2 separate regions of the Homo sapiens genome follow, and region 1 is linked to region 2. Evidence: chromatin contacts called from ENCODE Hi-C or POLR2A ChIA-PET data. All regions are on one chromosome and are shown on one strand. Each heading gives the region's core, a stretch centred on a gene start or an enhancer-like site at or near the end of the contact. The rest is flanking DNA. Distances are from core to core; before and after follow the strand shown.

What was found. Hi-C counts contacts between places; a loop is a spot of excess contacts on that map. ChIA-PET counts read pairs that join two places held with the same protein, here RNA polymerase II (POLR2A). Pooled maps may share reads with other maps.
Region 1: a map of heart right ventricle shows a loop between it and region 2 (2.5-fold over the local background). The contact joins two enhancer-like sites. A Hi-C loop is called at or near these places in 12 of 168 maps with a recorded cell type or tissue (Right ventricle myocardium inferior, cardiac septum, heart left ventricle and 1 more) and 7 of 50 pooled maps. POLR2A ChIA-PET finds 5 or more read pairs at or near these places in 1 of 52 experiments (activated CD4-positive, alpha-beta T cell).

The regions. Positions count from the first base shown.
Region 1 is chr5:58,236,158-58,243,071 of GRCh38, forward strand. No RefSeq gene overlaps it. Among named protein-coding and RNA genes, the nearest start is that of LINC02101, 120 kb to the left of the region's middle. Within about 2 kb of position 5,391, at least 6 of the 41 ENCODE cell types and tissues checked have a DNase peak (open chromatin) inside an H3K27ac peak, as active enhancers do.
Region 2 is chr5:58,076,063-58,082,556 of GRCh38, forward strand. No RefSeq gene overlaps it. Among named protein-coding and RNA genes, the nearest start is that of LINC02101, 43 kb to the right of the region's middle. Within about 2 kb of position 1,548, at least 2 of the 41 ENCODE cell types and tissues checked have a DNase peak (open chromatin) inside an H3K27ac peak, as active enhancers do.

The sequences.
Region 1 (6,914 bases), core at 4,141-6,640, 160 kb after region 2:
CACACCCGGCGCTGATCAAATAATTCTTAATGAATATCTATAATGGCCCAAACAGTATGCTAATCATAGAAGATCTAGTAATGAATCAGGCATTGTCTCTATCCTCTGGGAGCCTATTACCTAACAGAGCAAGGCAGACATTCAACTTGCAGGTGCCTAAGGGTTAGAGATGCTAAGATGGAAGCATGTATTGTATTTGATGAAATAAAAAAAGGGTGCAGTCCATTTCCCTGAGTAGTCAGAAAATATATCACAGTGAAGACTCCATAGTGAACTAACAGGACTATGGGGAACACGGTCCATGTGATGTTGTTAAACATACCGTAAAAGTTTTCATCATTTTATGGAGTAATATGGCAATTTGAAAAATTAACCCCATGAGCCCCTAATATTCTTGATGCATAGTTTCCCTTTAGAAAATTCCCAACTCTTCAAACTAAGTCATCTGCACAAATATGTTAATGAAGGAGATTGTCCCTTTTCCTTGTTCCCAGTGATTCCCAAGCATCTTTGTTAAAGCATTGAACATGTTGCATCATACTTCTTTGCATATTTCCCTCAACTCCTAGATTGTAAGAGCCTTAGGGCCAGAGAACAAGTCTTATTCATCTTTCTACCTCTTAAGATGCCAATTCTGTAATGGGTGCACCACATGTTTATTGGATGTACTGGGAAAAGCTGGACTCCACCTTAAAGGACGACGGCAATAAGGGAATAAATGACCCCGCACACTATGACATGACAGGATTCTGGAGATGACGAAAGCTAGAAAAGTGTGGCTAAGTGGCAATATGGAAATATATAGGATGTCATTTTATGTATAAAAAGCAAAAACTAAAGAACACATACATATTAATTATAACTATAAAATATAGTTTTATGTTTATGTATTAAATTATGAAATTTAATATTTTTCCTTGTAAAGATGCCTAAATTTATAATATTTTAATTGCCAGTGAAAAATAAAGTCACTTATTGTATTATCTTCAATCCTTTTTCTTAGCCTTTGAAATAATATTTTCTTAAATACTCCCTAAAAGTGGAGAGGAAATAGAAGTAACTCCTTGAGAGGCACTGTGCTCTGAGCTTTACATAGTCATGTCAACTTAATTATCTCTCCAAATCTATTATTTAAAAAAATCTTACAGAGGTAAAGAAACTGAGGCATGGAAAGATTATACAATACACACAAGAAAAAGGAGTCTGTCTGATTCTCAAGGCTATATTTTTTTCACCATGTTTATTTTTTAGCAGATGAGTAAATTAAGCAAAATAAAGGAATTCTATTTTAGCAAGATGATCATTCTGATTTTCAAAATGTTCGTTGCATGGCTAATAAGGTGCTGCATATCAGTTGTATAACTTTGAGAAACTGGCCTCAGTTTCCCTCTATGCTAATTGAGGAGGTTGTACAGGGGCTAGCTACGTGGATGTTTTGCCTTTATGGTTTAAGATGGTGCATTATTCTAAACTGTTAAAAATTATCTATCTCAGAAGCAACTATCTTCATGTCAAATAATAGAAACTTAATAATCGACTGAGAAAATCTACTGCCCAAAATCTCTGAGAGGTGGCATTGTAGGAAATTAAGTGGATATAGACATTTATAATATTTCAATTCCTGTTAATATCCAGGGCATACTTATTTGGCTTCTCTTAGCTTATGCTTATATAATATGCAAAAGCAAAATAATTATAAGGAAAAATACAGTCAATTGCTAATGTACTGGTGTATTTTTTTAATTTTAAGTTTGGTATTATATAACTGGGTCATTTAAAATAAAGATCAATTTTCCTTAGAAGAGAATTTATTAATGATAATTTTTAAAGATTTAGAAAATAATTTTCTACCTAGGTCAGAGTTAGTCACATTTAATTCAGCAGTATTTAGTGAACACTTTTTAAGTAACTGAGTACATATCACATTGCTTGACATAGTTGCAAAAGCCATAGTTACTGTTATTTATTTAATATTTTTAGTTACTGTTGACTTGGAGTTTTAACTGAAATAAATTTATTTTTTAACTTGATAAATGTTAATTGCTTGTCATAGTTAAAAACTGAAGGTAGAAGTAAAATGCATCATAAATATTTGTGTAATGTTTGCTCTTTACTATCTTTACTACCACATTTGCATTATAGAATCCTGAAAGCAAGTTACCCCCAACGTGGACTTTAAAAATTAGCACTCAATCAAATCACCACAATGCCTCTACAGTTTCTTATCTGCTATTTGCTCTACAAATAGGCATTTTTTAGACGCTAGAATACCTGATGATTACTAAGAACAAACAGATATAACTTAAACATGTAATAGTAACTTTATTTTATCTTATTTATTTAAGATTCTGGTGAACCACCAAATGAATTCAGAAAGGCATCCACTAAGAATTGGCCTTGAGAAAAATTACAAAGCTAGCAGTTTGCCTTTGAGAATCCCTACCCAGGACCAACCACATTCTGAACTTCCAGCCTTTTTTTTTCTTTTCTACATCATATATTCCTCACTTTATTGATCTCTTAGTGATCGTTTTTGCTTTTTATAACCTTCAGAAAAGGATCTGCAAGTCATTCACATTAAGCTGATCACAGCTTAAAAGTGTACGTCTCCTCGGCCTTACTGTGTTCAAGAGGGATGAAAGCCAGGAGAATCAAGTCTAGAGTAGTAGATTTGGGTTTAAACCCTACTGTGCCTCCCCACCAACCTGCCCTGACCACCACCATCCCAAGCCACTTAACAGCTATGTGATATTGAGCAAGTTATGTAACTTCTCTAAGCTTGTTTCCTCACTGGCAAAGTGAGAATAAGAATATTTCCTTCCTCATAGGTTTGTGATGAGACTTTAATGAGATAAGGTAACAGGCTTACATAGTGCCTGGTGCAAAGTGTGAACTTCATAAACAATAGTTGATATTATTATTACATAAACAGTTTCCACCAAAGAAGAAGGCTGGCCCTACCCATAAGTAACATTCAAAACATTCTGTAAACTACAGGTGGAACCTGGTTACGTTGTGCTGTTAAGCAAGTGTTTGTTTATAGTCAGGTTTGTTTTTGTCAAGATATGACTTTATTTCTTAAAAAAAGTGATATGATTAATAGAAATGACTCAAAAGGTTTGCAAGAGTACTAATCAGAAGGAAGACACTTTGAATCTATTTTACTCAAACAGCAAAGTATGAAAATGAGTTTTAGGAACAGAAAGTCTTTCTTCCCCCACCCACAACTGTCACAACTCCACCCAACAATGGTCTTAAGGTTTAAGTCCAAAACAATGCCTAGCTTTCTATTTTTCTCTCCTACAAGGGCTGAATAATTTACCTTCCCAATTATTTCTATAGGATGTATAATTATAAAGATTATTTTGACAGACATGTCTGACCTAAAGCTTTGTTTCTACTCTACTTGAGTTGCAGCAGGTGAACCATGAGAACCTACAAATCAGGCAAGACTTGAGTTTTACAAGTTCTTTGTACAGGGATGGAACAAAGGTTATGATCAGCAAGAAATGCATTGTTTCTTGAACGTGAAGGTGTTCTGAATCTTTCCATGGGGATGCGTTTCAGGATTATCAACAGAGAAAATAATCTCCAACTGTTGTTGTTTGGGGGATTTTCTCTTCTGGGATAACTCTTCTGAAAGCACCTGCTGGGTGACTTGGTAGAAAAGGTCATGAGAAAGTAAACAATTTGACAGCCATTTCCTGAGCCATCTGATCTTATCCTTGAAGATGGATCACATTCTCCAGCAGAACCTGTTATAAATAGCAGTCAGTAGTGGCTGGGTGCTACTAACAAGGCTTAGCACAGGATTGACAGTTTTGATCCCCACTGTGGACTCTTCCCAGGAGCCAGTTCCTACCTTAGGCATTAATGGATCACATATTGTCGCACACGCTCCACCACCCCCATCTCTAGCCGATCTTTTGCTTCTCTCAACCAGCAAAGATTCTCTTGAGCTTGTTTTTCTATTGATTGTATTGCAGAAAACAATAAATAGGCTTTCTATTGTATTTACTATAATTTTTAAAAATTACATATTATCCCATTTGATAGTGTGCATTCTTCACTATTTGAGACTCACTGGCTCAGAGATTTTAGACTGACTTCAGAGATACGATTCTTTCATTCCATAGAAGACCCAAGGACCAAGTTTGTTTAAGAAGACTGTTTCCGTCTCAGGTTCAGCATCAAAGGATCTGAACCTTCAGGATGGAAGGCAAACCCATATGCAGCTTTCTCTGATCAAAATAATGTTTCCTGCAATCACCAGCCATCACGAAGGCATGACAAAGCCTAAAAGAATCAACATGAACCGGAAGTTTCTATCTGAATCATCCACTTGGCATTATGTTTCAGAAAATGCTAAAGGATTGTTTTTAAAGTGATATTTGATAGTGATATGATAGGCATGATTTTGTTTCTTCCTTCAATAATATGCTCCAAGAAAATATCTAATGTTTATGTAATAGAAGTATTTAAATTTTGTATAAGCATGAGCAAGCATGGCTAAATATTACTCAACAAGAATTTTTAAACACATACCATGTGCCATGCACCATTCAGAAGGGTGGAAGGTCTTACCTTCATGTAGACACAGTCTTGTAGAAAAACTTAACTGAGGAAAATTGTAATAAACCAAGAAGAATCCTTGTTGACAATATTTTAGATGCAAAATCAAAGCTGTGGGGTTATAAGAATCTGAGATTTTATTGGAAATAGATAAAAGTTTTTCTGAATTAGCTTCATTTGGATTAAAATCCTATTAGAGATTTAGTGGCTGGCAAAGTATTTCTGGGCCTTAATTTCATCATTGTTAAAATAAGAGGTTAGATGAAGTATCAGCTTCCTTCCAGTTCTACTATTCTAGGTCTATTATTATATATTTTCAAAATTTATAAAACAAAGTACATTATTTGACAATAAATTTTGTTGTTTCTCTAAAAAGTGCACATATATATACATATATATGTGTATATATGTATATATATTGTATATGTGTGTATATATATGTGTATATATATATATATATGTGCACTTTTTAGAGAAATAACACAATTTATTGTCTCCATATACAATATAAGAAGCACCTTGTATACGATAGTATCTTTTAGTTGGTGGTATCCTAATTGTCGTGATGACATGTTGTCTTTATTCCTCTTATAAGGATGTTGAGGAAGGTCAGTACAGTTGTCAACAATAAACACATGTTGAATATCCACCATGTATATAGCATTGAAATCAATACAGGTTTAGAAGATGGTATTAAGGAGAGCAAATGGTGTCCCTGTGTCTGAGACCCAGCAATTCTGTTGCTCTTGCATAGAAGAGCAAGGTTGGACCTGAGTTGGGCTCTGCCTGACCAGTGAAGGAAGACGAGGGAGACTCCACCCTCTGACCTTATCCGCTGCCTTCAACCTCTGAGAACGGTTATTCCCAGTCCTATTGTTTGGTACTTCCTGATCCTGCTTGCTCCCTCTGACTCACCAAACATGAAATCATAGCTAAGAAAGCTTCAAAGAGACCCTGGATAGCCCTAGACACACACTGTTTAAATGATAAAATGGTGTCAACCATTAACACTATAAACAAAATCATGTGTTTATCATGACAGCTGCACTGTGTAAAGACCTGCCCCTCAAATAAAGCCTGAGTCCTTTAAGCTGCTTCCCAAGGTCTTCTCAATCTAGACCCACACATTTCTTCAATGTGTACAAACTTAATGCTCTAATAATTAATTCCTCATAGTTATCATTCTGTGGCATGCTTATTCTTAACTGTTTTCTTTACACCTACAGTTGCATATGCCCATATGCCTTTATTTTTCTACTCCACCTGACAAAGCCTTCTTCTGTGAAGCCTAGCTAAAGTGTCAACTTATCTGTAAAGCCTCTCCCGATAACTTTGGATAAGTTAGTCATGTCCTCTCTCTTACTAGGTGTTCGTATTTCCACCATAGTTATTGTGATTCTCTGCTGACATGTTTCTCTTTATCACCAGATTTCAAGCTCTTTAAGGGAAAAGGCTGTGTTTTATTTATCTCTGGATCCCTAGAATTTTATGGTTCCTGAGGGTCAAAGTTTGTTTAATAAATGAATGTATTCTGACTTCTTCCTCAAAGCAGAGAAGCCTTTAGTATGGGCATGTATTAGTCTGTTCTCATGCTGCTAATAAAGACATACCCGAGACTCAGTAATTTATAAAAGAAAGAGGTTTAATTGACTCACAGTTTAGCATGGGGAGGCCTCAAGAAACTTACAATCATGGCAGAAGAGGAAGCAAACATGTCCTTCTTAACATGGTGGCAGCAAGGAGAAGTGCAGAGCAAAAGTAGGGGGGTTGAGGGGGTGGGGGAGTGGGGAAGCCCCTTATAAAACCTGCAGATCCTGTAAGAACTCACTCACTATCACAAGAACAGCATGGAGGTAACCAACCCCATGATTCAGTTATCTCCCACCAGGTCCCTCCACAATTATGGGGACTACAGTTCAAGAGAGATTTGGGGTGAGGACATAGCCAAATCGTATCAAGGCACATGTAATTGAGTGGAAGGTGAAGAAAATAACAGGGGTTAGGGAGGGCAGTGAGCCTGAGCAGTCACCTTGAGCCAAACTGGAGTGGTGTAGAGGGCCCCTAAAACTGCAGCCAGACAGAGAGAGAGGCCAGGAAGCAAATCCCAACTCACTGTTCTTTCCATTTGTTCATAAAAATTGAATAATATGGAAGGAGTCCAAGTTGATATCTTTACATAATGTGTTTTGTTTCTCCAATAAACATTGGAGGAAGATTGGGCATGATAGAATAATCAAATAAGCTGAGGAGTTGCCCAGGCCCACTTCTGAGGAGATAAGTTTTTAATCCTTTAATAGACCACAAATGAAATTAAAAATTAAAAAATAAATCCAAACAAAAAT
Region 2 (6,494 bases), core at 298-2,797:
TTAGTCCAGTCATAGAAATATAGTAACAGTGACTTAGAGGAACCGATTTGTGGTGAGATAAAACAGAGTTCAAAGCCAGCTCTGCCCCTTTGGCTGGCTCTATGACTTGGGCAAGTTACTACATCTCCTTGTAATAATTGCAATTATTACATCTCTCGGAGCCTCATTCTCCTCATCTGTAAGGTATGGAATGGGTAACAGGATTGAAGGAGGTAAAGCATGCAAAAACTTTTGTAAGGGTCTGGCCATGTAGCAAGTCCTTGATAAATGGTAGCCCTTAGCATTAAGTGGTAGTCACGGTAGAAAAATAAAAGATGTCCTAATAATTTGTAAGAGGTTTTACCACTAGAAACACTATATCTTTTTCTTTTAAGTAGTGTCTTTCTTTATACGACTTTTCATTCAATCTTCTTGAAGCCAGATTTCCTTCCGACAAATTATTCCATTTTCAGTTCTCCCTAATGGATGAATTCTTTTTCTCTTTATGATAAAATAAATAGAGGCAGCTGATACAGCCACAAATCACTCCAACTTCCTATGGAAATTACTTCATTGATTTCTGAAATGATAAAGGACCTGTAATGTACCTATAAATACAGTCATTAAGTCACAAATTGCTCATGGCAGCACAGGAAATCTCAATATACTGTCCAGGCATCATCCTCCCCCAAATACACATTTTCCCAAGGGCGCCCAGCCCGGATCCATTATCATAAGTACAGCTGGAGCTAGAGTCATGAATCAAGGGCAGCTTTCCTGTTCCTCATCCTTTCTGAGTTCATTAGAGTGGGCAAGTTTTCAGACTAACATGTTAGGTCAGAAGTAAGATCATTTGCATAAAACAAGATGAGTATTCACCAGTCAACTTCTCTGTGACATGGTCAGAGTCTGGATTCTAAAAGGAGCCTCTCCTGAAACCCAGAAGGCTCTGATGCAAAAGTAGGAAGGCGTCACAGACTTGGAAAGTGGACTGTATTCCCTAGCCCCAGACATTTCATTTGCAGGCATGCACCATGTCTCATGTCTGGGGCCTGCTCATATTGTCTTCACGGTCAAAGAAGAAAATGATAAGGATTTTGGGCACTGGAAGGTGCAAACAGTGGTTTTATTGCGTGTAAGTTCCGCCCCTGGATGCCTGCAAAAAAGCAGAGACCTTGGCATCTCTACCTGGAACAGAGATAATTCCAAGATCATTGTACGCCCTTTGTGGAATTATACTTAGCAGTGAAAATCTTTCAACCAACTTCTGAACTTGTTAGGGGTGGTTACTGGCAAAATTCTTTGTTTCCCTTTTATATTTATTGACTTTGCCTTCCTCTTACCCCATACTGGCTATATTTCCCTTTTGGGTTTTATTTAGTTTGCTGAGGCTTTCAATTTGTTTCTCCCCAAATCTTCTCAGATCTCTAGTCTCATAGGTTAGGTGTTTAAATAATATATTTAAATGGCTTGTGGAAGAACACAAACATAGAGGCATCACAGCAGGCACTAGGCTCCATGACCTGAAAAACAAACTTATTAATGCCTTTGTGTTCTTTTCAGCACATCCCACTAGTGGAGGGCTAGCTGGCAGCCGCAGCTCACTGCTTAAACCGAAATGAATTTCACAAGAAAACACAGTTCATATGCCAAAAGGAAGTAATTCAATCCAAGTACAGAATAATCTTTTTCTGGTACCTTATATTTATTTTTTATGTGCCGTATTTAAACTTTTAATCATCCAGCAGCAGCAGGAATTACTACTCATCATCATTCTTCCCATTGCATTTGGGAACAGCACCAATACTCAAGGATTACCTGGAGTGTGAGGGGATGCATATTAAATTCCTGTTTTCATTTTCCTAAATGTGTCCCATTATCTCTCTATTGTCCTTGGCTTTTGTGAAAGAAAAAGAGGCAAAAATAGGCCGAAACCTGTTCAGACAAGCAGCATCTAGTGAGCAAAAAGAAAATCTCCTGGGTAGGTCTTACTCAAATCTCTTTAATGGCACACTAATTATATATAACCCTACTGGCATCTTTGGTGTCACTTTCTTTAGAAAAATTATCAAGTGTTTATCCCTGGGGTTTATGTTGTTACTCTTGGAAAGAATCCACCAAGTGTCTGAAATGACTCTGAGGCTACTCTCCTTGAACCTGCCCTATGCTTAGCCAGAGTTTGTCATTAACTGCAGGTGGTTACTGAGCAATTATAGCTAATCAGAACCTTAAAGGGAGGGGTTTTTAATCCCCCTCATGGGACGCTTTCCCCTTGAAGTTCTGTTTACTTCTATTTGATGCTTTAGGCAATCCTCTAACATTTGGGAAGAAAGTTTTTCTATTTATCAATTACTATGAAATGTCTTCATGATGTGCTATTATTATATTATCTTTTAAAGGGAAATTTGAAAATTTCTTTGAAAATGAAATCTAGTTTTTTATACAGGATGAAAATTAATCCCTTCTAGGTTTGCCCTCAGCTGTCAGAAAACTCTCATAGCACTCAGTAGTTTTTAATATCTTTTCTGCTGCAGTCTGAGTCTGGCTAGGGTTTGTGACCAGACTGTTTAATAGCTTTGTATCTTTTGTGAGATCTTTATGATAAGGGACAACATATACTTTCATATTTCAAAGACAAATAATTTCAGAAGGTAACATTTTTCTTGAGAGTTGAATTAAAAAATCTTCTGAATTTTGGATAGGAAGTTTTCTAAAATATATTATGCACTTCATTTCCTTCTTAAACAAACTATTTGATGCATATTTCCAAATTTTTAAATAAATAAAATAATCATCATGGACGTCGACTATTTTCCTCTGCCTAAAACATAATGGTCTTGGGAATAATTAAGCTATTTGTGGCTATTTGCTCCATACCAAATGGTCCTGTACTGCCAGTCTTTTACAATCCTTTGTATGGCTTTTGTAAACCATAGATTTTGTCTATGGTCTTCATTGCTTTTACCTTTGTTTGCTTTCACTTCTTGCTGTGCCCTGGGCACTGCTGAGAGCCCTTAGCTAATAACTGACCCCTGGTGTATGAACATCAGGACATATTTTGACTGCTAGCTCCCTTGAGAACATTGGACTTAGCTGATTTCCCTGTTCCACATATAACTATGATGTACATTACTCTGACATTGAATGGAATCTTTCAAAATAGTTAGTCAAAATGGTGGAACACAAAGTACAGGTTGATCCTTTTACTTTAAATAAGTCGAATGTAAAATGCAGAAAGCCAAACAGATAGATACTACCTCTAATAGTAAAAGCAGATGGGCTAGAATCCAAATTTTGTCTATTCTTAAGCTTTATTTAGGAACTAAAGTGGTTTTATTATGTTAAAAATGTAGATTCCTGGACACACTTCAAACCTTCTGGATCAGAATTTCTGGAGGCAGAATTCTTGATTCTTAAGCATGCAACCAACATAATTTTGACAAAAAAAAATTGGGGCCACATTTTGCGAAGTGTTAAGCTATAGTTAAGCATTATAATAATAATAAGTATGCTGGTGAATCACAGTGATCCTTGTTAAAAGAGAATTCTTACTGATAAATAAAAGTATTTATAGTCTTTTCTATATTCATTATATATTTTATAATGAATCATCTATTTTTAGAAAAGTTCTGTGAAGTAGAAAATTTAACTCAGCATAAAAAAAAATGTAAGGTAATGTTTTTATTCTCAAGAGGCGGATTGGGCTGCAGAACATCTGTGAACTCCTTAAAAGTGCATGCGGCCGGGCGCGGTGGTTCACGCCTGTAATCCCAGCACTTTGGGAAGCCGAGGCGGGCGGATCACGAGGTCAGGAGATCTAGACCATCCTGGATAACCCGGTAAAACTCCGTCTCTACTAAAAATACAAAAAAATTAGCCGGGCGTGGTGGCAGGCGCCTGTAGTCCCAGTTACTCCGGAGGCTGAGGCAGGAGAATGGCGTGAACCCGGGAGGCGGAGCTTGCAGTGAGCCGAGATCTCGCCACTGCACTCCAGCCTGGGCCACAGAGCAAGACTCCGTCTCAAAAAAAAAAAAAAAAAAAAGTTTTTTTGGATATATGCTTTTTTCTGGGAAGAGAGTTGATAACTTTCAAGTGATTATGCTCATTTTAGAGATGAGAAAACTAAGGCTCAAAGAGATTAAGGAACTTGCCCTTAGCAGTTAAAAAATGAGTTATTCTTTCTCTGAATAGTTAAAGAATTTCTCAGCCGGATAGAACTGGGGTCCTAAAGATAGGTGTGTCCGATTCCAAATCCATGCTGTTTTCCATCCAAGCTTAGGGTCTCTCAAGTGGCTTCAAATATTTTCTTTCATTATTCTCGGAAGAGTTGCCCAATTTTGCCATGAGGTTGCCCTTCCCATGGCCCTGGCCATTCTTTACCACTTTTGTTCACCTACTAGTCCTACCAGGTGAATCTTGTCTTAATAGTCTAATCATAATGTAATGAAGTGCTTTTCTCTCTTGGAGAAACAATGGCCCTCATTCTCTGTCTTATCTGATCTCATTTTGTTTCCGGTGATAGCTAACTCAGTTTCTTCAGGAGAGTTTTCCCAAAATTGTCAGAGAACAACCACACCAGACCTATTCAGCAGGTTAGGGGGAGCCCAGTTCCCCATTGTCCCCTGTTCCATTTTTATTTTTTATTTTTCAGTTTCTCTTGAATAAGCACTTGAAGCAGCTGGGAAACTTACACCACCATCTAAGTAAAGCCAGCATGATCTCTGCCTAGCAACAGGAAGCAGGATCTATTGCCAGTGGCAATGTTTGTTTATCTCAACCAAATGCCTACTCATTCAAGAGACAAACCTGTCGTCTTGGTTGAGTCATTATTTTTTTTTCTAAATAATTATTTCTCTTTAATTATTTATTTAAGATGAGGCCCTTTTTAACAAGTGGGCTTCCACCACCTCCAATACTCCCCATATGGCTTTTTAATATTAGTAATCCTAAAGTGGGTGTTAGAACTCTCAAACTCCTCCACGGAGTCCAAGAACAGAAAAAAGAGGAAAAGAAATGAGAGTCTTCGCTAGAGGATCCTTCGGCTGCAAGGAAGAGCAGACATCCAGCAGCCTTGTGAGATCACTACTGATTCTGCTTTTTCACTGCAAGAAATATTTGTTCAGGCATTTGCAATGTACCATGTGTATGGCTAGGAGCTAGGGATACACATGATTAAGAAACAATATTTGACCTCATGAAGCTCCACATCAAATTAAAGAGACAGAGGCACATACCTAGGGAAGTGGCTGCAGTTTGTGTATGCATTGAGACACACTCAGTGATGAAGAGGAGAAGCAACTGTTATCAGGAAAGATAAAGGAAGCGACTGCTTCCTTGGGCTGGCCTTGTGTTTTCTCACTCATCACCACCCAGAGTTACATCAATCTGATGGTCTGCTCTAGGGAAAAAGAAGAAATGCACGTGGGTATGTTTAAATTTCCAGAAGGCTTGGGGCCTTTAACCAGCTAGAATTGTTTCTCTACAGAGGCTGAAAGTGCATCCATCTATCACTGAAATCTACTAGGAACGTATTGTCCAGCCTAGAGGAATTAGGAATTAATCTTTTCCAGAGAAAATCTTTTCCATGGTTGAAATCGAAACTGCCCCCAGAGAATAATATTCCTAGGAATATACATAATACAATAAAAACAAAGAGCACAGTTGAATAAATCTATGGTTAGACTGAAGAGTTTTGTTTCATTGAAGTATGTTGCTGGATTAGCTGAATCCTTGCTGTTTAGATTTTCTTTCTGAAATACATTGTAATGATTGCTTCAAATGTTTTATATTCAGACTTGGCCACAGTTATACTATTGAATTAGTTGGATGAATTTTAACCGATTTAAATGCAATTGGGCAAGTAAATAAAATCAATCTTATACCAGTTAGTTAACACTGTGCTAAAAATGTAATTATATGACACAATGTCTTCCACAATGGTTGAGCTAATTTACACTCCCACCAACAGTGTAAAAGCTTTCCTTTTCTTTGCAACAATAGAACTTTGAATGCTAAACTGAAAGAACTTTGATATGATCAGGTCTACCTACCTATCAAGTAAAAATAAAATAAGTTATAACTTTAAATAATTAAAAATAATTTTGGTACAACATGATGAACTAGTATGTCCCACTTCATCAGATTGGAGTACAAAATAAGGGGATATTTATTTTGAGGTTTCAACTATAATGATTATGATTTCCCAACTTTCTCAAAATTGGGGGTATGTTATGCCACTTCTCTTTTGAAGCAATGTCTGTCAATCCCTGAGGAATTCTCACTTGTAAATTCCACTAATATTTGTCCACTCACTAAATACCAGACCTTGTTCCAGGCATTAGGGATAAAAAGGATGCCCTGATTTCATAGAGCTTGCATTTTAGTTGGAAGAAGCAGTCAATAACCCAACAAATCAACAGGATGACCAATAGACAAACAGCAAAAAAATAAGGAGGAAAATGTTAAGTGTTATCTGAGAGCTAAATTTCAGTGATTTGATGAACAGTGAGGGGTAG